Regions from separate parts of the Homo sapiens genome. Here region 1 is linked to region 2. Evidence: read pairs that join two places in POLR2A ChIA-PET (ENCODE). Cell type or tissue: PC-9. All regions are shown on one strand. Links, peaks and the distances in the headings refer to the core of each region. The heading gives the core; the rest is flanking DNA.

Evidence for each region. ChIA-PET counts read pairs that join two places held together with the same protein. Peaks named below come from ENCODE experiments on the same cell type or tissue, not always from the same donor. Only the 100,000 strongest peaks of a DNase experiment are listed, where the experiment ranks them.
Region 1: POLR2A ChIA-PET joins it to region 2 with 15 read pairs; 9 of 35 experiments call an interaction of 5 or more read pairs at or near these places.

The regions. Positions count from the first base shown.
Region 1 is chr9:129,115,375-129,130,441 of GRCh38, reverse strand. PTPA (protein phosphatase 2 phosphatase activator) reads right to left here. Exons shown (of 10, transcript NM_178000.3): 2 at 9,832-9,929; 3 at 7,304-7,390; 4 at 1,332-1,457. Among named protein-coding and RNA genes, the nearest start is that of PTPA, 11 kb to the right of the region's middle. RefSeq lists an enhancer at 2,674-3,596. In PC-9, for the core only: no CTCF peak of the experiment used is centred there; no DNase peak of the experiment used is centred there; H3K27ac peaks cover 500 bases.
Region 2 is chr9:129,049,181-129,058,583 of GRCh38, reverse strand. MIGA2 (mitoguardin 2) reads right to left here. Exons shown (of 16, transcript NM_001329990.2): 5 at 9,086-9,203; 6 at 8,621-8,757. Among named protein-coding and RNA genes, the nearest start is that of MIGA2, 17 kb to the right of the region's middle. In PC-9, for the core only: no CTCF peak of the experiment used is centred there; a DNase peak (open chromatin) is centred at 5,823; H3K27ac peaks cover 2,317 bases.

The sequences.
Region 1 (15,067 bases), core at 6,868-14,867, 66 kb before region 2:
AGCCTGAACAACAGGAAAAAAAAAAAAAAAAGATCATGTACCATCTTAAGAGTCCAGAGGCAGGCCCGGGCGTCTCTTGGGAACAGCACTTCACTGGGTCCTGAGTCCTCCCCTCTGCTCTATGTGAAAATATTGGGCCAGAGCAATTAGGACCCAAATTTCCTTAAGCTCAGTTGTAGACAACTGGCATGAGCCATCTCCTGGAAAGCTAGTAAAAATCCAGGTTCCCAGTCCCTACCCAGACCTGTAGACTCTGCTTTTCTAGACAGGGTCTGAGATCCTGCATTTTTATTTTTGTTTGCTTTGAATAGGTAACACCTTCGTAAGATTCAAAAATAAAAACATCAGTAGAGGATCAGTTCAATAGACTAGTCCATCCACACCATGGAGTATGCAGCTAGCATTCCAAGTGGGTGTGCAATGGCTCCATCATAGCTCACTGCAGCCTCAAACTCCAGAGCTCAAGTCATTCTCCTGCTTCAGCCACCCAAGCAGCTGGGACCAAAGGTGTGCACCACCATTTCTTATTTTTTGCAGTAACGGGGTCTTGCTATGTTGCCCAACCTACTCACAAACTCCTGGGCTCAAGTGATCCTCCCGCCTTAACCTCCCCGAATTCTGAGATTACATGTATGAGCCACCGTGCCCAGCTATGAAAAAAATTCCTTTTTGGGGCCGAGCGTGGTGGCTCACACCTGTAATCCCAGCACTTTGGGAGGCCGAGATGGGCGGATCACAAGGTCAGGAGATCAAGACCATCCTGGCTAACACGGTGAAACCCCGTCTCTACGAAAAATACAAAAAATTAGCCGGGCGTGGTGGTGGGTGCCTGTAGTCCCAGCTACTCGGAAGGCTGAGGCAGGAGAATGGCGTGAACCCAGGAGGTGGAGCTTGCAGTGAGCCAAGACTGCGCCACTGCACTCCAGCCTGGGCAACACAGCGAGACTCCGTCTAAAAAAAAAAAAAGATAAAATAAAAAATAAAAAAAATTCCTTTTTATAGCTGCACAGTACTCCATGATATTGATGGACTAATTTATTTAAATAATCCCCTACAGATGGATACTTGGAACATTTCCAGTTTGCTGTAATACAGTGACTTAATAAACAGCCTTGTAGTGCAGAGGGCCGTATGTGCACAGTCGTGTTTCCCAGAAGATGACCAAGCAGAGTATAAACTCATTTGTAATTTTGCTAAGTGAAATTGACATTTTAACAAACTGAGATTTGTATATGCCTAGAAGCGCTATACAATGCAGGCCCTTCCCCAACTGGTGCCAGAACCACCCTCACTGCCAGCCCAGTCCCTGGCCTGTCCTGTGGCAGCCTCACCTCATCAAGTTTGGCATACCAGGTCCTGTATGCCTTATTCCCAAACCGAGAGGGCTGGTCCACTGGAGGAGTCTCATCAATCCACCTGTCCAGCGTGTTGAGAAGAGCGACTAGTTTCTCAATGGCCTGTGGAGGCAAAATAGAGGGGTCCAAGCTACAGAGCAAGTGGCTCCCGCTTAGCCACAGAGGGAAGTCCACTGCTGCCAGACAATGACCCCTTGGCATGGCCCCTACTGGGAACTCTCCCCCATCCCTCTTTCTTCCCCACTGTTCTGAATATGAAGGAGGGTCAGGAGAGCATGATAGGCTTTCCAGAGAGGGAAGCACACTAGGCTGATGGGACAGGGACGGGGTGGCTTTAGCACCTGGTTTCTGTAGGCAGCCTACCCATGGGCTGCTGCTATAGAGAAGCTAACTCCAGCCCTGACATCTTTTTAAAAAGACTTTATGGAAGCCTTTTGTTCAGTATGCAATACCTACTCATCATAAAAAATAGAAATATAAACAGAAGAAAATGAAAATGACCAGTAATCCTGCCACCCAGAAATACACTAAACTTTTTTTTTTTTTTTTTGAGACAGAGTTTCGCTCTTGTTGCCCAGGCTGGAGTGCAGTGGTGCAATCTCGGCTCACTGCAACCTTTGCCTCCCAGGTTCAAGCGATTCTCCTGCCTCAGCCTCCCAAGTAGCTGGGACTAAAGGCGCACACCACCACGCCCAGCTAATTTTTGTACTTCTAGTAGAGATGGGGTTTCTCCATGTTAGTCAGGCTGGTCTCAAACTCCCGACCTCAAGTGATGCACCTGCATCGGCCTCCCAAAGTTCTGGGATTACAAGCGTGAGCCACCGTGCCTGGCCTACACTAAACATTTTAACATACCCTTCTGTGTTATCTTCTCATAGTGTTTTACATGGTTTAGCATGGTGGGCCTGGATTCAAACCCCAGCTAAAACACCATTTAGCTGCTGTGAGACCTTGAGCAAGTGACTAACTCTGAGCCTCTCAGTTTCTTCGTCTAAAAAATGGGGCTGATGATAAATACCTCCGAAGGTGCACAGTGCCCGGCGCGGGGTAATGGTATGCATTCATCGCAGGACACACTCTGCTTTGCAGCCTGCTCCTTTTCCTCATGAACCTCATTCCACATCTACATATAAACATAATCTTATGACAACTTTTACTAAGTGAATAACATTTCATCGTGCCACTGCATTATAATTAATTTAATTCCTCACTGTTAAATGTTTGGGTTATTTCCACCTGTTTCACTACCTATTTCATACACAATGCTATGGTAAATCAGCTTGCAACTCAATCTTTGTGGAAATGCCAGATCATCGTGTGCAATGCTTTGTAGGGTGGCAGAGTTTGAGAGCCCATCCCCCTACACCTTTCCCACAGAAGACAGGGACCAAGAAGTAGAATCGGAGTCAGAGGTGCGGGCAGCATTGGCACATAAAATGTTACTCAATGAAGAAATCGGGTGGCTGTCTATCCAACCCAAAGATCAGTTAGAAGGTGCTCCTTCCAGGTTGGCTTTTAGAAATAGCCCAGCACCAGGGCCGGTGGAAAATACAACGCGGAGGCTATCTGCAGCCATTCAGTCCTGAGAAAAGAGTCCCTGCCAGGAAGTGGATCTTGCCTGTGTCTATGGAAACAAACGGCATAAGAAACTTACAGGAAATCCTGGCACTGGGTAAGAACTAGCAGGGTGATGCCCACATGAGAAGTTGCGCCTGGGAGGGCAAGGCAGACCAGGCCTGCCATGTGCAAAGACTCAGCCAAGAGCTATGTATGTACCTGGGGAGAGGCAGGCTTAAGCTAATGAAACAGGCTGGCCATGCCCCCAGCTGCATATGTGAAACCGGCCCTGAGTGCTGCTCTCTCTTATCTCCCCTTTATCTAGGCTTGGGGCATGGGAGGACAGAAAAAGTAGCCTGTAAGAGGATAAATTTCCCTTTACACCTGGCTAAGGCAGAGGGCTAGGATGGCATAAAGCTGCCTTGCTGAAATGTGAGAGCGCTGCCAGAGCCTGGCTTTGTGAAAAACCAGGAATGGCTGATAAGCACAGGCCAGACCTAACCCATGCAGAAACGGGGGCTTACAATGGATGGCACAGTCATCTTGGCCCCAGGAAGCACTAGTCAGCCCCAGATTCCCCAGGGATCTCAGTCTTAGGCGAGGCACTGAAGGGGACAGAGAAGACGGAGTCACAGGAGCCAGGCCCCAGCTGCTAGCTCAGCTGGGCCAATGAATAATTCAAAGGCTCCCAGCTCCTCTTCAGGAGAGGGCTTTTTGAATGTTGTAGGGGCTGCCTCTATTGTTTGCTGTGTTGGGAGAGAAGGGCTGAAAGAAAGGGAACTGGGGCTGAAACACCTTCGAGGCACAAAGAACAACTCCAGCTCTCCCATTCTCCCTAGGCCAGTGTTTCCTTTTTGGATTTCAAGGACCAGTAAAATCTTCCCTAACATTTTACTGACCATTTTTGAATTTTGCCCCCTTGTAAGTTTTAAAAAAGCAAACAGAACAACAACAACAAAAATAAATCTCTTATCACATTTATTTTGCAAAAATCGAAAATGTTAACCCCCATAAGAGGAGGACAGGCATCATTTAAAATAAGAGCTAGCTGGCCAGGCACAGTGGCTCACGTCTGTAATCCCAGCACTTACGGAGGCCAAGACGGGCAGATCACCTGAGTTCGGGAGTTCGAGACCAGCCTGACCAACATGGAAAAACCCCATCTCTACTAAAAATACAAAATCAGATGGACATGGTGGCACATGCTAGTCGGGAGGCTGAGGCAGGAGAATCGTTTGAACCCGGGAGGCGGAGGTTGTGGTGAGCCGAGATCGTACCATTGAACTCCAGCCTGGGGAACAAGACTCCATCTCAAAAATAAAAATAAAAATAAAAATAAATAAATAATAAAAAAATAAGAGCTAGTTTTTTTTTTCTTTTTGAGACGAAGTCTCGCACTGTCGCCTGGGCTGGAGTGCAGTGGCACCATCTTGGCTCACTGCAACCTCCGCCTCCCGGGTTTCAAAGGATTCTCCTGACTCCACCTCCGAAGTAGCTGGGACTACAGGTGCCTGCCGCCACGCCCAGCTAACTTTTTGTATCTTTAGTAGAGACGGGGTTCCACCATGTTGGCCAGGCTGGTCTTGAACTCCTGACCTCATGATTCACCCGCCTTGGCCTCCCAAGGTGCTAGGATTACAGTCATGAGCCACCGCGCCCAGCCAAAAGCTAGCTTTCTATGCAACAACACTATTGAAAATTAGAACTGACTAATGCCTAATGGTAACAATAGCTAATAACAATCGAAGTATTTATTTAGTATGTGTTAGGCGCTATGCAAAAGACAACCACTACTCGTGGGATCTCAGTGAATTTTCCCCAGGGGGCCATGACTAGTCTGCTGACTCTTACCACTCTACAGATGAGGAAACAGAGGGTCAAAAATGATTCACAAGTTATGAAACTAGCCAGCTGGACTCCAGAACCCAAGCATGTAACCACACTGCAATCCTGCCAAAGTACAGCCCTTGAGCTAAGACAATACCTGGGCCGGGCGCAGCAGCTCACGCCTGCAATCCCAGCACTTTGGGAGGACAAAGCACCTGAGGTCAGGAGTTTGAGACCAGCCTGCCCAACATGGTGAAACCCCGTCTCTACTAAAAATACAAAAATTAGCCGGGTGTGGTGGTGGGCGCCTGTAATCCCAGCTACTCGGGAGGCTGAGGCAGGAGAATCGCTTGAGCCTGGGAGGTGGAGGCTGCAGTGAGCCAAGATCATGCCATTGCACTCCAGCCTGGGTAACAAGAAAAACTCAAAAAAAAAAAAGACAATACCTGCTTGGTGTGGATGGCTACCATCAAAGCCACGGGCAATTAGGGGACTTGGCAGCTAAGGATTTGCTGGGGTAATTACAACCTTCCCCTTTAATTAGCCTTCCTCCACGACATTCCTGGCCCACTGAGCACAGCTGAGCATCCCTCACCACAGGCTCCAGGAGGAACCCCCTCTTTCCCCAGCCATCCTGCACCCAGAGCCTCAGTCCCAAAGGACTGAGTGAGCCCAAAAGGAACCCAAAAAGCCACTAATGGGCCTGGCTCCCAAGGGAAGGCTGTCTACCAGAAGCACAGGCCTGGTTCTCCTGAAGTGGACAGAACAGGACCTAGGTCACCTAATAGCCAGACAGGCCCAGCAATAGGCAGCTCTGCCAGGGGCCGGGTATGAGGGTGAGGCACACAGTGTTAATCTTGGGGCAGGTGGAAAAACTGGGCCAGGGCAGGGCTACATCTTACCCAACAGGTCCAAGGCTGTGGCTAGAGAGCTGGGTAGGCCAAAGTAAAGGGAGGCCCTTCAGGCCCTGGTGTCTGAGATAAGAGACTCAAGGTGGGACATGAACCCAAGAGGCTCCTGGAGGCCTAGGTCCTAGCCCTGGGAGACAGCATCCAGCAAAAGCAAACAGCCAGTAAGGCCACACCTGCCAATCAGTATCTGCCTCCCCTCAGCTCTTGCCCTCTCTACACAAACAAAACTATCTCTGAAACAACGTCCAAAAAGCACCCACCAGGCAGTGTGAACCCAAACGCAAAAAAAAAATGCATGTGCCCTTTGACTCCACATTTCCACGTCTAAGAATGAATCCTTCGGAAACAAGGCCCACAGATCTATGTGCGGGGATGCAATGATATGCGAGGAGCAATGTTTACCAAGACAACCTAAAAGTCTGAAGATGGGCTGTTTAAATAAATGAGGGGCCAAGCTTGGTGGCTCACATCTGTCACCCCAGCACTTCGAGAGACCAAGGCAGGAGGACTGCTTGAGCCCAGGAGTTCAAGACCAACCTGGGCAACATAGTGAGACCCTGTCTCTATATTTAAAAAAAAAATAAAATAAGATAAATAAATGAGGGCACAGCTCACTGCAGGAGAAGAGAAGCTCTTGCTTTCCTGGGTGACCACTGTCAGGAGGGGCTGCCCTGGAAGCTGGGTATGAGAAACACAGGGAGAGATCAGCTCTGCTGTGAATGTCATACACATGTCTATTACTGATCTCTCCAGTGAGCACATTTACTGTTTTGTAATCTGTTTTAATTTCAAGTTATATAAAAACACCAGGCCAGGCGCAGTGGCTCATGCCTGTAATCCCAGCACTTTGGGAGGCCGAGGCAGGCAGATCACCTCAAGTCAGGAGTTTGAGACCAGCCTGACCAACATGGAGAAACCCCGTCTCTACTAAAAATAAAAAATTATCCAGGTGTGGTGGCACACGCCTGTAATCCCAGCTACTCAGGAGGCTGAGGCAGGAGAATCGCTTGAACCCAGGAGGCAGAGGTTTTGGTGAGCCAAGATCGCGCCACTGCACTCCAGCCTGGGCAACAAGAGCAAAACTACGTCTCAAAATAAAAAAAAAAGAAAGAAAAAACCAATTAGCAAAAATACTAACTACAAAACAGCATATTTACCTTGATCTCAATTTTATAAATATCCATCTATTCACAGATTTCAAAAATTAGAAATATAGATATGAAAATGTGAAGTGCACATGTATTTGGGCGATCTTATTTTCTGCTCTGGCCCCGTGGTGGGCACTGAGCCCACAAGACTCTGGAGCTATTTTTTTTTTTTGAGACAGAGTCTCGCTCTGTCGCCCAGGCTGGAGTGCAGTGGCGCGATCTCAGCTCACTGCAAGCTCTGCCTCCTGGGTTCACACCATTCTCCTGCCTCAGCCTCCTGAGTAGCTGGGACTACAGGCGCCCGTCACCACACCCGGCTAATTTTTTGTATTTTTACTAGAGATGGGGTTTCACATGTTGGCCAGGATGGTCTCGATCTCCTGACCTCGTGAGCCGCCTGCCTCGGCCTCCCAAGGTGCTGAGATTACAGAGGTGAGCCACCGCACCCAGTGACTCTGGAGCTATTTTTGGAAAGGCTGCTGCAGCAGCTCCTCCTTGGGCCTACCTCGGAGACTCTGTACTCGAAGGTCAGCTTCTTCCCCTTCACACCTTCGTTGAGGGTAAGGATGAATCCGATGTAGTCAGCGTATGCCTACCAAACAGAGAGGAGAATGGGGATGGGGAGAGGGGTGGCAGACCCCCCCGCCCCACCTGCCCCGAGCTCCACCAGGTTACCAAAGAGCTCCGAGCTTTCTACTTCTCCTGACCCTGACTCCCAACCCAATAGCAGGAGAAGCAGAAACGTAATGCCAAATACCGACCCCTACCCTCCAGAAAAGCTGGCAAGACAGTGACCACAGCAACACGCTGATCTCCAGCCAGAGTGAACCAAGTACTCACTATTGCTGCCAGCAGTTTTTTTACACAATAGCCCTATAAGGTAGACACTGCTGGCGCCATCTTACAGATGAGGAAACCAAGATTTCAAGAGAAGTGATCCGCCCAAGGTCTCCCAAGACCAAGATATCATTAGACATGGAGCTAGGACCCAGTAGCCTAACTTCAAAGCTGAGTGGGCACATGCTTGTCCATGATGCTCTACCACCAGGAATTCAAGGAGTACCACCAAGTGTCTCACCCCCAGCAATCAGCGACCAAAGGCGGGCCAGGCTGTCTAGTTGGAGTGCAGATGCCTGCCACAGACAGGTCTCCCCACACAACCATTCCCAGCTTTCAACTAGACACTCTTCTTCCCTGCTGGGCTGCAGTTACACCCAACACAGGGATAAGAAAGCACTGAGGGTCAGGTATTGTGGCTCAAGTCTGTAATCCTAGCACTTTGGGAGGCTGATGCAGGAGGATCACTTGAACCCAGGAGCTTGAGACCAGCCTGGGCAACATAGTGAGACCCCATCTCTACAAAAAATTAAAAAGTTTGCCAGGTGTGGTGGTACGTGCCTGTGGTCCCAGCTACTCAGGTGGCTGAGGTGGGAGGACTGCTTGAGCCCAAGAGGTGGAGGCTGCAGAGAGCCATGATCATATCACTGAACTCCAGCCTGGGGGCCAGGGTGAGACCCTGTCTCAAAAAAAAAAATAGCATTGAGGTGCAGGCCCCTAGAGAGGCAGTTGCTGGGAACAAGTGACTCCTGATTGGTTTTGTTTCTTCTTCATCCCTTTTTCCTCTCTCTTTCTTCCTTTCTCCTTATCCAAGCCGGGGTGTCCACAGTAAGCCCTGAGACAAGCCCTGATATCTAGAAGGAAGTATTCCTATACCAAGATCCTCCTGCCAGCCATGGGATGACCCCCAGCAGGCCAGGCCTCTCCAAAGCAACTCTCTCAGACCAGGGCAAGTCTGAGCCCCTGTCCTGACTGCAGCTACACTGGAACACATGGATGAGAAGCAGCAAAGGAAGTGTCACATTTGGATTCAGACAAAGAAGCAGGTTCTCAACTAGAGCAATCTGGCTCAGAGAAGATCTGACAAGATCTGGAGACAATGTTAGTTGTGACAGCTGGGGAAAGGCATGCTGCCAACATCTAGTGGGTAGAAGCCAGAGATATTAGTAAACGTCCTACATGGCACAGGACGGCCTCCTACAATGAAGAATTATCTGCCCCTCAATGTCCATAGTGCTGACATTGAGATGCCCCGAGGTAAAGCAACCAAGATGATGAAAGGACTGAAACCATATCCTTTGAGCAGCTGAAGGGACCAAGCTGCCCCCTAGGCTGAAGGGACTGTTGATCCTGGTGAAGATTCAGAAAAGACATGATAACTATTTCCAAATACTGAGAGGGCAGGCTTGTGAAAAAGGAATCAGACAGGTTTAGATGGCCCCAAGCCCCAGTGAGGACAAGGCATAGAAGCTGTAGGGTGTGGGTCTCCTGGAGAATCTGCCCAGCATGCAAGGACCCCTGTGCCCAGCCTTCTGCATGAGCAACACTCTCCAGCCCAGCTCACCAGGCCGGGAGCAGGAGCCTGACGAGAACTGGGCCAGAGGCCTTCCCTGAGAAATTGAAATTGGCTTTCTTTTGCTCAGTCTGTCTTTCCACAGCCTGTACCACAAGCCTGAGAGGTACAAGTAGTTATCTTCTGCCCATCATTTCAGCTGAGCAGCAGAGAAAGCCAGTCTGTGCCCAGTGCTCTGGGTCCCAGCTCCCAGGTATTTGCAGGCTTAGCCATATCCCTGGCCAAAGTTTCCATGAGATAGCCTCTTCTCCCCTTGAGGCACTGGCTGCCACACTTGCTGTTACTTGCAGCCAAGAATCAAAGTGACTCGCTCCATCATTTCAAACACTCATGTTCAGCCAATACAGCAACACTCAAGGGGCAATGGCTTAAGAGAACCAGGAGCGGAACTCTCCCGGGCTACCCTGGCAGCAGCCTGAAAAAGTAGGCAACCTTCCTGATAAAGCATCTCTGAGTACTGCCTCTGAAGGGAAGAGACAGCCAGCTCCCCTGTCACCTTTCTCCCTAGCTTCTGAAAAGTCAGGCTCCAAGAGCAAGAAGGGCCAGGAACTCACCGCCCGTCATGCTAGGAAAACCACTGTCTTTGAAAAGCCCAAGTTTCTCACCACAGTTCCAAATGGTACCTGAGAACGCTTCCATTTGCCCATGTCTGGAACTGTGTGGATCTCCTTTTTTGGAATGATGAAGTTCTGAGTGGCTGGAGGGGCCTCCTCTGAAGAATCTTGACAAAAAAAAATGAAAAAACAAACAGATAAATAGAATCCTCCCCTACAACACACACACTCCCTTTCACCTTTTTTTTTTTTCTTGAGACGGAGTTTTGCTCTTGTTGCCCAGGCTGGAGTCCAGTGACACGATCTTGGCTCAATGCAACCTCCACCTCCAGGGTTCAAGCGATTCTCCTGCCTCAGTCTCCTGAGTAGCTGAGATTACAGGCACGTGCCACCACACCCAGCTAATTTTTTTTTTTTTCTTTGAGACAGAGTCTCGCTCTGTCGCCCAGGCTGGAGTGCAGTGGCGCGATCTCAGCTCACTGCAACCTCTGCCTCCCGGGTTCAAGCGATTCTCCTGCCTCAGTGTTCTGAGTAGCTGGGATTACAGACGTATGTCACCATGCCTAGCTAATTTTTGCATTTTTAGTAGAGACGGGGTTTCACCATGTTGGCCAGGCTGATCGCAAACTCCTGACCTCAGGTGATCCACCCGCCTTGGCCTCCAAAGTGTTGGGATTACAGGTATGAGCCAAAGCGCCCGGCCTCTCTCTCACTTTTAAACCAGGACTCCAACACCTGAGCCTTAGAATAAACCAGACACATACTTCCAGGACAGAGTAAGGGCTTGTTAAGCCAAACCCACAGCCTCCTGCCCTCCCTCACTCTGGGGAGGAAAGAGAAGGGCAATACTGACAATCCCTTCAATAACCATGCCCTCCCTTCCCTCTCCCCCCCAGAGCAGAACCGTTAGAAAAATAAAACCAAGTTGATGTTTCAGACATACACAGGCAATTCACAGAAGAAAAAAAAACAGGTCAGGTGCGGTGGCTCACGCCTGTAATCCCAGCACTTTGGGAGGCCAAGGCAGGCAGATCACAAGGTAAGGAGATCGAGACCATCCTGGCTAACATGGTGAAATCCCATCTCTACTAAAAAAGTACAAAAAAATTAGCCAGGCGTGGTGGCGGGCGCCTGCGGTCCCAGCTACTTGGGAGGCTGAGGCAGAAGAATGGCGTGAACCTGGGAGGCGGAGCTTGTGGTGAGCCGAGATTGCACCACTGCACTCCAACCCAGGCAACAGAGCGAGACTTCGTCTCAAAAAAAAAAAAAAAACCTAATTGCAGTAAACATTTGGAATAAATTGCCAACCTCCTGAATAAGCACGGACACGTAAATTATATGTGATTTCTCTTTCTGGATAAGGTTGGCAAATTAAAAACATCTGGCTAGGTGTGGTGGCTCATACCTAATCCCAGCAATTTGGGAGGCCAAGGCAGGCAGATCACTTGAGGCCAGGGGTTCAAGACCAGGCTGGCCAACTTGGCAAAACGCCATCTTTACAAAAAAAATTTAAAAATTAGCTGGGTGTGGTTGCATACCTGTAGTCCCAGCTACTTGGGAGGCTGAAGCAGGAGGATCACCTGAGTCCAGGAGGTGGGGGTTGCAGTGAGCTGAGATCATACCACTGCACTCCAGCCTGGACAACAGAACGAGACTCTGTCTCAATAAAAACAAAACAAGATTCCAGGAAGAGGAAACAAGAATTCTCCCGCTCTGTGGGTGGGAAGGACCTCCTAAGGGGACAATCTTTTGGAATAAAAAACTGCATATACACAATGAGTCAACAGGTCTACTTACAGGAATCTATCTTTCAGATGTGCTCACGGAAACACAAAGGTGTTTAATGCATCAAAAAAAAAAAAAAAAGCTGGGCATAGTGGCTCACACCTGTAATCTCAGCACTTTGGGAGCCCCAGGTGGGAGGATCACTTGAGTCCAGGAGTTTGACACCAACCTGGGCAACACAGCGAGACCCCATCTCTACTTTAAAAAAAAAAAAATTTTAGGCGGGGCGCGGTGGCTCATGCCTACAATCCCAGCACTTTGGGAGGCCAAAGTGGGTGGATCACACCTGAGGTCAGGAGTTGGAGATGCGCCTGACCAACATAGTGAAACCCCATTTCTACTAAAAATATAAAATTATTCAGGTGTGGTGGCGCATGCCTATAATCCCAGCTACTTGGGAGGCTGAGGAAGGAGAATTGCTTGAACCAGGAGGCAGAGGTTGCAGTGAGCCAAGATCGTGCCATCGCACTCCAGCCTAGGCAACAAGAGTGAAACTCTGACTCAAATAAAAAAATTTTTTATTAATTAGAAACAACCCAAATAGGCTGGGCGTGGTGGCTCACACCTGTAATCCCAGCACTTTGGGAGGCCAAGACAGGCAGATCACGAGATCAGGAGTTCGAAACCAGCCTGGCCAACAAGGTGAAACCCCATCTCTACTAAAAATACAAAAATTAGCCAAGTGTGGTGGCGCACACCTGTAATCCTAGCTACTCAGGAGGCTGAGGCAGGAGAATTGCCTGAACCCAGGAGGCAGAGGTTACAGTGAGCTGAGATCGTGCCATTGCGCTCCAGCTCTGGTTGACAGAGCAAGACTCCATCTCGGGGGAAAAAAAAAAAAAAGAAACAACTCAAATATCAGTTGATAAGACAATGGGTAAATAATGATATGCCCAGGTCCGGCATGGTGACTCACACCTGTAATCCCAGAACTTTGGGAGGCTGAGGTAGGTGGATCATTTGAGGTCAGGAGTTCCAGACCAGGCCTGGGAAACATATTGAAACCCCATCTCTACTAAAAAATACAAAAATTAGCCTGACATGACGGCACACACCTGTAATCCCAGCTACTTGGGAGGCTGAAGCAGGAGAATCGCTTGAACTGGGGAGGCAGAGCTTGCAGTGAGCTGGACCGTTCCACTGCACTCCAGCCTGGGTGACAGAGTGAGACTGTCTTAAAAAAAAAAAGAGGCTGGGTGTGGTGGCTCACACCTGTAATCCCAACACTTTGGGAATCCGAGGCGGGTGGATCACTTGAGGCCAGGAGTTCAAGACCAGCCTGGCCAACATAGCGAAATTCCACCTCTACTAAAAATACAAAAAATTAGCCAGGCATGGTGGCGCACACCTGTAATCCCAGCTACTCGGGAGGCTGAGGCAGAAGAACCGCTTGAACCCAGGAGGCAGAGGTTGCAGTGAGCCAAGATCACGCCACTGCACTCCAGCCTGGGCAACACAGCAAGACTCCGTCTCAAATTTAAAAAAGAGAAAAAAAAGATAGGCCCACATAATAAAAATTTTCATAGCTTATAAAATGAATAAAATCTAGGCCAGGCACAGTGCCTCCCGCCTATAATCCCAAAACTTCGGGAGGCCGAGGCAGGCAGATTGCTTGAGTCCAGGAGTTTGAAACCAGCCTGGACCACATGGCCAAACCCCATCTCTACAAAAAATACAAAAATTAGCCAGGTGTAGTGGTGCACACCTGTAGTCCTAGCTATTCGGGGGCTGAGGCGGGAGGATCACTTGAGCCCAGGAGGCTGAGGCTGAAGTGAGCTGCACTCCAGCCTGGGTGACAGAGCAAGACCCTGTCTTGAAAACAAAAAAAAATTAGAAACAACCCAAATATCAGTTGATAAGATGATGTGTAATTAATTATATGCCCACATAATGGAAATTTTCATAACTTGTAGAAAGAAGAAAATCTAGACCAGGCACAGTGGCTAACACTTGTAATCCCAGCACTTTGGGAGGCCCAGGCGGCAGGATCGCTTGAGCCCAGGAATTCAAGACCAGCCCAGGCAACACAGGGAGACCCCCATCTCTACAAACAATTTAAAAATTAGCCAGGTGAAGTGGCTCATGTCCGTAATCCCAGCACTTTGGTAGGCAGAGGTGGGCAGATCACCTGGGCTCAGGAGTTCAAGACCAGCCTGGTCAACATGGCGAAACCCTGTCTCTACTAAAAATAACAAAAATTAGCCGGGTGTGGCCGGGCACAGTGGCTCACGCCTGTAATCCCAGCACTTTGGGAGGCCGAGGCGGGCGGATCACAAGGTCAGGAGATCGAGACCATCCTGGCTAACACGGTGAAACCCCGTCTCTACTAAAAATACAAAAAATTAGCCGGGCATGGTGGCGGGTGCTTTAGTCCCAGCTACTTGGGAGGCTGAGGCAGGAGAATGGCGAGAACATGGAACTCGGAGCTTGCAGTGAGCCAAGATCGTGCCACTGCACTCCAGCCTGGTCAACAGAGCGAGACTCCGTCTCAAAAAAAAAAAAAAAAAAAAGAAACCCTGTCTCTACTAAAAATACAAAAAAAATTAGCTGGGCGAGGTGACGCATGCCTGTAATCCCAGCTACTTGGGAGGCTGAGGTGAGAGAATGGCGTGAACCCAGGAGGCAGAGCTTGCAGTGAGCCGAGATCGCGCCACTGCACTCCAGCCTGGGCAACAGAGCGAGACTCCGCCTCAAATAAAAAATAAATTAGTCAGGCGTGGTGGCGAGTGCCTGTAATCCCAGCTACTCAGGAGGCTGAGGCAGGCAGAATCGCTTGAACCCAGGAGGCAGAGGTTGCAGTGAGCCGAGGTCGCGCCACTGCACTCCAGACCAGGCGACAGAGCGAGACTCGTCTCAAAAAAAAAAAATTAGCCGGGCATGGTAGCGCACACCTGTAGTCCCAGCTACTCGCGAAGCTGAGGCAGAAGAATCACTTGAACCCAGGAGGCAGTTGGCCAGGCGCGGTGGCTCAGGCCTGTAATCGCAGCACTTTGGGAGACGGAGGCTGGTGGATCACCTGAGGTCAGGAGTTTGAGACCAAGCCTGGCCAACATGGTGAAGCCCCATATCTACTAAAAATACAAAAAAATTAGCCAGGCGTGGTGGTGGGCACCTGTAATCCCAGCTACTCGGGAGGCTGAGGCAGGAGAATCACTTGAACCCAGGAGGCAGAGGTTACAGTGAGCCAAGATCACGCCACTGTACTCCAGCCTGGGCAACAAGAGTGAAACTCCATCTCAAAAAAAAAAAAAATGCAAACTCTCCCTAAAGTGGAAGAGTAAAGGACTATCATCAATCACTCACAACCTGGTATAAATTTGTCCCCCTGCCTTCCTCCTAAAACCTGGCTGACATCAGCTACATGGAGAAAAAGGGACAGGGACCTAAGAAGTTTCTGGAACATATAACATTTGGAGAAATAGAGCCTGTCTGGAGAGGAACTGAAGAAAAGAAAAGTGCCAGGGGACTTGGAGACCTAAGGAGAAGGATAGAGAACCTGAGTTTAGAGAAAGACAAATCT
Region 2 (9,403 bases), core at 1,404-9,403:
AGGTTGCAGTGAGCCAAGATCGCGCCATTGCACTCTAGCCTGGGCGACAGAACAGGACTCCGTCTCAAAAAAAAAAAAAAAAAAAAAGAAAGAAAGAAAATTGTGGACTTATGGTAACTGACTCACCCCTGTGCCCACATAGTTGAAAATCTACATAAAAAACTTTTTTTTTTTTTTTTTTGAGACAAGGTCTCGTTCTGTCACCCAGCCCGCAGTGCAGTGGCGCAATCACATCTAACCACAATCTCAACCTCCTGAGTTCAAGTGATCCTTCCGTCTCTGCTTCCCTAGTAGCTAGGACACTACAGGCATACATCACCATACCTGGCTAACTTCTGTATATATCTTTGGTAGATACAGGGTTTTGCCACATTGCCCAGGCTGGTTTCAAACGTATGGGTTCATGCAATCCTCCTGCCTCAGCCTCCCAAAGTGCTAGGATTAGAGGTGTGAGCCACCGTGCCCAGCCCACATATAACTTTTGACTCCTCTAAAAGTAGGGGGAGTTATTAGTAGGTTATTAACTACTAATAACCTATTGTTGACCAGAAGTCTTAATAAGAATGTAGTCGATTAACACATATTTTGTATGTTCTATGTATTATATTCTGTATCCTTATACCAAACTAAGCCAGAGAAAAGAAAATGTTATTAAAGAAATCATAAAGAAGAAAAATGGACCGGGTGAGGTGGCTCACACCTATAATCCCAGCACTTTGGAAGGCAGAGGCAGGAGGATCCCTTGAGCCCAGAAGTTTGAGACCAGCCTAGGCAACATGGAAAGACCCTATCTCTACAAAAAATACAAAAATTAGGTGGGCGTGGTGGCGTGTGCCTGTAGTCCCAGCTACTCAGGAGGCTGAGGTAGGAGGATCATGTGAGCCCAGGGAGGTTGAGGTTGCAGTGAGCCATAATGGTGCCACTGCACTCCAGCCTTGGTGACAGAGCGAGACTCTGTCTCAAAATAAATAAATAAATGAAAGGAAATCATTGGGCCAGGCACAATGGCTCACACCAGTAATCCCAGCACTTTGGGAGTCCAAGTCAGGGGGATCACGAGGTCAGGAGATCGAGACCATCCTGGCTGACATGGTGAAACCCCGTCTACTAAAAATACAAAAAATCAGCCGGGCATGGTGGCGGGCGCCTGTAGTCCCAGCTACTTGGGAGGCTGAGACAGGAGGATGGCATGAACCCGGGAGGGGGAGCTTGCAGTGAGCCGAGATCGAGAGCCACTGCACTCCAGCCTGGGCAACAGAGCGAGACTCCATCTCAACAACAACAACAACAAAATTTATATATATAAAATACACATATATATTTAATTTTAAAAAAGAAAATCATTGAGGAGAAAGGATATCTGCCTGAATAGGTTTCTAATGCAAATGAAAGTGCCCTATTCTGGAAAAAAAATGCCACAAAGGACATTTATTAGTATGGAAGAGAAGTGAGCACTAGATTTAAGGCAGGAAGGTATAGACTAACTCTACTGTTTTTTGCAAATGCAGTCAGGATTTTCATCAGGACTGTCCTTTCTTTTTTTCTTTTTTGAGATGGGGTCTCGTTCTGTTGCCCAGGCTGGAATGCAGTGGCATGATCTCGGTTCACTGCAACTTCCAACTCCCAGGTTCAAGCAATTCTCCCACCTCACCCTCCTGAGTACTTGGGACCATAGGCACGTACCGCCACACCCGGCTAATTTTTGTATTTTTAGTAAAGGTGGGGTTTCACCATGTTGCCCAGGCTGGTTTTGAACTCCTGAGCTCAGCTGGGTGCAGTGGCTCATGCCTGTAATCCCAGCACTTTGGGGGGCGAGGCGGGCAGATCACTTGAGGTCAGGAGTTCGAGACCAGCCTGGTCTACTTGGTGAAAACCCGTCTCTACTAAAAACACAAAAATTAGCTGGGCTTGGTGGTGTGCGCCTGTAATTCCAGCGACTTGGGAGACTGAGGCAGGAGAATCGCTTGAACCCAGGAAGTGGAGGTAGCAGTGAGCCGAGATTGTGCCACTGCACTTCAGCCTGGGCAACAGAGCAGGAGTCCGTCTTAAAAAAAAAAAAAAAAGTCATTATTACAGTATTTATTCTAAAAGCTACCCTTACTGGTGGCCACCATGGGCCAGTCTTCTGTGACGTGCATTGCCTACTGTAGTTCTTTAAGTTATCCCTGAGATCTTAGGAGAAAGACACTCTTATTTCCCTTGACAGACAGAGAAACTAAGACAAGGCTCGGAAGGGGGAATTATTTCCCTGAGGTCACAGTGTAGAACTAGTGGTGCCACAAACTGAATACAGGTGTCTGTGGCTCTAGAGCAGTGCTGTCCAGTGGAAAGCCACGTGCAACATTTAATGTTTGCTACAGACCACAATAAATAGCACAAAGTAATGGGCAAAATTAATTTTAATAATACACATGTGACCCTTGAACAACATAAGTTTTTTTTTTTTTTTTTTTTCTTGAGACAGGGTCTTGCTCTGTTGCCCATGCTACAGTGCAGTGATGAGATCATGGGCTCAGGCAATCCTCCCAACTCAGCCTCCTGAGTAGCTGGGGCTACAGGTGCCCACCACCACGCTCGGCAAATATTTTTGTATTTATTGTAGAGACAGGATCTCACCATGTTGCCCAGGCTGGTCTTGAATTCCTAGACTCAAGTGATCCTCCCACCTTGGTCTCCTAAGTGTTGGGACTACAGGTGTGAGCTACTGCACCCGGCCAAATTTTTTTTTTTTTTTTCAGATGGAGTCTGGCTCTGTCGCCCAGGCTGGAGTGCAGTGGTGCAATCTCAGCTCACTGCAGGCTCCGCCTCCCAGGTTCATGCCATTCTCCTGCCTCAGCCTCCTGAGTAGCTGGGACTACAGGTGCCCGCCACTACGCCCGGCTAATTTTTTGTATTTTTAGTAGAGACGGGGTTTCACTGTGTTAGCCAGGATGGTCTTGATCTCCTGACCTCGTGATCGCCCACCTCATCCTCCCAAAGTGCTGGGATTACAGGCGTGAGCCACCGCGCGAGGCCCCTGGCCAGATATTTTTCAATAAGTATATAGAAGAATTTTTTGGAAATTTATGACAATTTGAAAAACCTCAGAGATGAACCCACTTAGCCTAGAGATACTGAAAAAATTATGAAAAAGATACGTCACAAATACATAAAATATATGTAGATACTAGTCTTTATCATTTACTACCATAAAATATACACAAATTGGCTGGGCACAGCGGCTCACACTTGTAATCCCAGCACTTTGGGAGGCCGAGGCAGGTGGATCACCTGAGGTCAGGAGTTCAAGACCAGCCTAGCCAACACGCAGAAACCCCGTCTCTACTAAAAATATAAAAATTAGCTGGGCATAGTGGCTGGCACCTGTAATCCCAGCTACTCAGGAGGCTGAGGCAGGAGAATGGTATGAACTCAGGAGGCAGAGCTTGCAGTGAGCCAAGATCGCGCCACTGAACTCCAGCCTGGGCGACAGAGCGAGACTCCATCTCAAAAAAAAAAAAAAAGAAAAGAAAAAAAATACAAAAATTAGCCAGGCGTGGTGACGTGCGCCTGTAATCCCAGCTACTTAGGAGGTTGAGGCAGGAGAATCGTTTGAACCTGGGGGGTGGAGGTTGTGGTGAGCCGAGATTGTGCCACTGCACGCCAGCCAGGGCGACAGAGCGAGACTCCGTCTTAAAAAAAAGTTAAACATGGAATTATCATGTGATCCCCGCAATTTCACTCCTAGGTATATACCCAAGAGAAATGAAAACATATGTCCACACAAAAACCTGTACATGAATGTTCACAGCAGCATTATTCATAAGAGCCAAAAAATGGAAGCAACCCAAATATCTACCAACTGATGAACAAATAAACAAAATGTGGTCCATCTATACAACAGAAACAAAACAGTGATTCATGCTGCAACACAGATGAACCTTGGAAGCACTCTGCTATGTGAAAGGAGGCAGTCGCAAAAGGCCACATATTCTGTGATCCCATTTCTAGAAACGTCCGTGATAGGCAAATCCAGATGTAGAGAAAATAGATTTGTGGTTGCCTAGAGCTGGGGGGAAATGAAGGAATGTGAAGGGAATGGCCAAAGTACATGGGGTTTCTTTGTTGTTGTTTCTTTGTTGTTGTTGAGACAGGGTCTCACTCTATTGCAGAGGCTGGAATGCAGTGGCACAATCATGGCTTACTGCAGCCTTGACCTTCTGGGCTCAAGGGATCCTACTGCCTCAGCCTCCTGAGTAGCTGGGACTACCACATGGTGTGCGCCACCATGCCCAACTAACTTTTTAATTTTTTGCAGAGATGGGCTCTCACTATGCTGCCCAGGCTGGTCTTGAATTTCTGGGCTCAAGAAATTTTCCTCCACCTCGGCCTTCCAAAGCACTGGGATTACAGGTATGAGCCACCATGCTGGACCAGGGGTTTCTTATTGGGATAAAAATGCTCCAAAACTGATTGTGATAATAGATACACAATTTTGTGAATATACCAAAAGCTACTCAATTGTACAGTTTAGATGCTATGTGAATTATATCTTTTCTTTTTCTTTTTGTAGAGACAGGGTTGCCCAAGCTGGAGTGCAGTGGCACAATCATAGCTCACTGCAGCCTTGAACTCCTGGGCTCAGGTGATCCTCCCACCTCAGCCTCCCGAGTAGCTGGGACCACAGGAACATGCCATGACACCCAGCTAATTGGTCACGCCACTGCACTCCAGCCTGGGCAGCAGAGTAAGACCCCGTCTCAAGAAAAAATTTTTTTGAGACAGAGTCTCACTATGTTGCCCAGGTTGGTCTTGAACTTCTCCCTCACTGGCTCAAACAATCCTCCCACCTCAGCTTTCCAAAGTATTGGAATTACAAGTGTAAGCCACTGTGCCCAGCCTATATTTCAATAAAACTGTTTAAAAATTATAGCAATAGGCCAGGCGCAGTGGCTCATGCCTGTAATCTCAGCACGTTGCGAGGCCGAGGCGGGCGGATCACCTGAGGTCAGGAGATAGAAACCAGCCTGGCCAACATGGTGAAACTCCATCTCTACTAAAAATACAAAAAAAATTAGCCGGGCGTGGTGACACATGCCTGTAATCCAAACTACTCGGGAGGCTGAGGCAGGAGAATCGCTTGAACCTGGGAGACAGAAGTTGCAGTGAGCCAAGATTGCGCCACTGCACTCCAGCCTGGGCAACAAAAGCGAAACTCCGTCTCAAAAAAAAAAAAAATTATAGCAATAGACAGAAAAAAATGCCTGAAGGAATAGAAAGTGGTGATGCCTGGATGAAGGGCTGCAGGCACCCCTTGTAGGATTGTAAGGTTGTAGGCGTCCTGGCATGTAGATATGCCACAGATCATTAACTGAGCACCTACTATGGACCAGGCCTGAACAGCTGGTGCTGGCGCCCCCACAGAGCGCCAGTGCTCCAGGAGGCCGAGGGTGCCACACCACACAACCATGGGCTGTCTGATCAGAGTCTGGGATCAGACTATTTTACACCCCCTTCTCTTTCCTATTTCTGTACTTTTCATTATTTGATAAGGAATATGTAATTGCTTTCACAACAAGGAAAACAATGCAAATTCTATCATTTTCAGATATAGTTTTTAGCAAGAAATACAATTTGGGAAATAAAGCTACCTCCCTTGAGTCCCCCTCACCAACACACTCCTACAGGTGCCCGTTCCCTGCCGACTCGCAGACAGGACCTGACGCAGCTGCAACTGCAGGCACTCAAGGGTTTGAGTCACTTCAAACCTCAGGTATTTCCCTGACCTTCACATCCTGAGCTCACGCCCCAGCAGGGACAGAGAGCATGGACACCTTCAACTTGTTACCAGCTGTGCCAGACACAGCCCTCCCCTTGTTCTGCAACCTGTTTCCCAGGTCCCCCTGCCAGCTGGCTCTCGGCCAATGGGACACACGGGTAGAGGAATGAAGGCAAGGGTGAGGGAGGAATAGGCAGAGAAATCCTCCCTCCTCCTTCTACCTCCGCTGCCAAAAGTGGCCCCATCCCCTCAAATTCCTGGGCTCAACTGGTCCTCCTGCCTCGGCCTCCCAAAGTGCTGGGATTACAGGTGTGAGGCACCGTGCCTGGCCACAAAAATTTAAATTTTAGCCTTTTAACTTCATTTTCCTTTCCTGATATTGCAATAATAAATATTCACTGTAGGCTGGGTGTGGTGGCTCAAGCCTGTAATCCCAGCACTTTGGGAGGCCGAGGCGGGTGGATCACTTGAAGTTAGGAGTTCGAGACCACCCTGGCCAACATGGTAAAACCCCATCTCTACTAAAAATACAAAAATTAGCCGGGCGTGCTGGCAGGCACCTCTGACTCTGGCTTCTCAGGAGGCTGAGACAGAATCGCTTGAACCCAGGAGGTGGAGGCTGCAGTGAGCCAAGATCACGCCACTGCACTCCAGCCTGGAAAACAGAGTGAGGCCACACCTTAAAAATAAATAAATTACAGGCTGGGCGCGGTGGCTCACGCCTATAATCCCAGCACTTTGGGAGGCCGAGGCGGGCGGATCACGAGGTCAGGAGATCAAGCCCATCCTGGCTAACACAGTGAAACCCTGTCTCTGCTAAAAATACAAAAAAATTAGCTGGGCGTGGTGGTAGGCACCTGTAGTCCCAGCTACTCCAGAGGCTGAGGCAGGAGAGTGGCGTGAACCCAGGAGGCAGAGCTTGCAGTGAGTCGAGATCGCACCACTGGACACCAGCCTGGGCAACAGAGTGAGACTCCGTCTCTAATTAATTAATTAATTAATTAATTAATTACATCCTGGCTAACATGGTGAAACCCCGTCTCTACTAAAAAATACAAAAAATTAGCCGGGCATGGTGGCAGGCACCTGTAGTCCCAGCTACTGGGGAGGCTGAGGCAAGAGAATGGCGTAAACCTGGGAGGCAGAGCTTGCAGTGAGCCGAGATCACGCCACTGCACCTCCAGCCTGGGCGGCAGAGCAAGACTCCGTCTTAAAAAAAAATAATAAAATAATAAATAAATAAATAAATAAGCCAGGCACGGTGGCTCACGCCTGTAATCCCAGCACTTTGGGAGGCCAAGGCGGGCGGATCATGAGGTCAAGAGATGGAGATCATTCTGGCCAACATGGTGAAACCCCGTCTCTACTAAAAATACAAAAATTAGCTGGGCGTGGTGGTGCACACCTGTAATCCCAGCTACTTGGGAGGCTGAGGCAGGAGAATCTCTTGAACCCAGGAAGCGGAGGTTGCACTGAGCCGAGATCGCGCCACTGCACTCCAGCCTGGCAACAGAGTGAGACTCCGTCTCCAAAAAAAAAAATAAATAAATAAATAAATAAATAAATAAATAATTCACTGTTGAAAACTTGGATGTTGCCCAAAAAGTCCCCAAAAAAGTGTATTAAAGAAAAAAAAGCCCAGGCGCGGTAGCTCACGCCTGTAATCCCAGCACTTTGGGAGGCCGAGGCAGGCAGATCACCTGAGGTCAAGATCACCTGAGGTCAGGAGTTCGAGACCAGCCTGACCAATACGATGAAACCCCATCTCTACTAAAAATACAAAAATTAGCCACATGGGGTGGCATGCGCCTATAATCCCAGCTACTTGGGAGGCTGAGACAGAAGAATCGCTTAAACCCGGGAGGCGGAGGTTGCAGTGAGCCAAGATCGCACCATTGCACTCCAGCCTGGGCAACAAGAGCGAAACTCTGTCTCAAAGGAAAAAAAAAAAGAAAAAAAGGGTGCAGTGGCTCACACCTGTAATCTCACCACTTTGGGAAGCCAAGGCAGGCGGATCACGAGGTCAAGAGTTCAAGACCAGCCTGGCCAATGTGGTGAAACCCCGTCTCTACTAAAAACACAAAAAATTAGCTGGGTGTGGTGGCAGGCACCTGTAATCCCAGCTACTCAGGAGGCTGAGGCAGGAGAATCACTTGAACCCAGGAGGCGGAGGTTACGGAGAGCCAAGATTGCGCCACTGCACTCCAGCCAGAGTGACAGTGCAAGACTCCATTTCAAAAAAAAAAAAAAAACAGCTGGGTACGATGGCTCACGCCTGTAATCCCAGCACTTTGGGAGGCCAGGGAGGGTGGATCATGAGGTCAAGAGTTCAAGACCAGCCTGGCCAACATGGTGAAACCCTGTCTCTACTAAAAATACAAAAATTACCTGAATGTGGTGGCGGGCGCCTATAATCCCAGCTACGCAGGAGGCTGAGGCAGGAGAATCGCTTGAACCTGGCAGGTGAAGGTTGCAGTGAGCCAAGATTGCGCCACTGCACTCCAGCCTGGCAACAGAGCGAGACTCCATCTCAAAAACAAAACAAAACAAAACAAAACAAAGGCCAGGCAATGCAGCCAACCCTCAACAGAGGCGCCTTCCCTTCCAGCCTTTCAGGACCACACGTTGCCCTTCACAGGGTCGAGGCGGGTGTGAGTCTCAGTACGGCTGTTTTTACCAAGCGCCGGGCATTGTGCTGAGCACGTGACATGAATTGTTTTGTTTCACATCAAGACACCCTCATAGAGGGAAATCAGCAGTCTCAGAGGACAGGAGACTGCCTGCCTCCCAAGGTGTGGCCGCCCCTCTCCTGTGCTGCCAACTTTATCCCATGGGCGTAGGGGGATGCAGAAGACCACCTACCTCAGACAGTGGCTCTGATGCAGTCTCTGGGTTCCGGAGGCCGTCCCTGGGCATGGGGGTGCTGCCGCTGTCCCCCCGCTGGCCCACGCTTAGTGCCTGCTCCCACTTCTGCAGAGCTTCCTCAAACAGCTCCATGCCTGAGCACAGGTGAGGCGAAAAGCGTGGGTCAGCACCTCCACAGTCTCACCCAAGAGGGGGCTCAGAACATCAAGGAGGCAGGAGGGCCTTGAAGGGCAAGAACTGGGTGGGACCGTGTGGCCTGGGCTGCTCAGGTTCCAGGCCTTCTTTCAGACCAGGTTTGTTCCTAGACACTGTCCCTTGTTCAGAAATGGCTGGAAATCACCCAGTTGGGATTTGGGGCAGGGTAGTGAGGGGCAAAGTGACCCAAGACTGGCCAAGCTCCTAGGAAGGGACTGTTCCTGCCACCCACCCTGCCCTCGAAGCTGAGGCACCTCCTGGCCACACCTTGCATGTACAGGCTCTCTGCATTGCCGTCGCTGGTGGTCAGAGACTCCTCCATCCCTCTGGCATCCCATAGTCCCGAGCACGCGGCTGTGGGGCTGGATGAGTTCACTGCCATCATCTGGGCGCCAATCAGTGCAAGAAGAAAGAGTGAAGCTTTCCCGGGCTCTCTGCAGGGCCCCCCTGAGCCCTCCTCCACTGCCTGACCATGGGCCACACGCCCCCTCCAAATGCCATCCCTGAGCTTGTTCCTAGCCACAGCGTCCACACCCTCAGAATGGCCTGGACCCACAAACTGCCTGATGGTGCTTCATAGAAAGA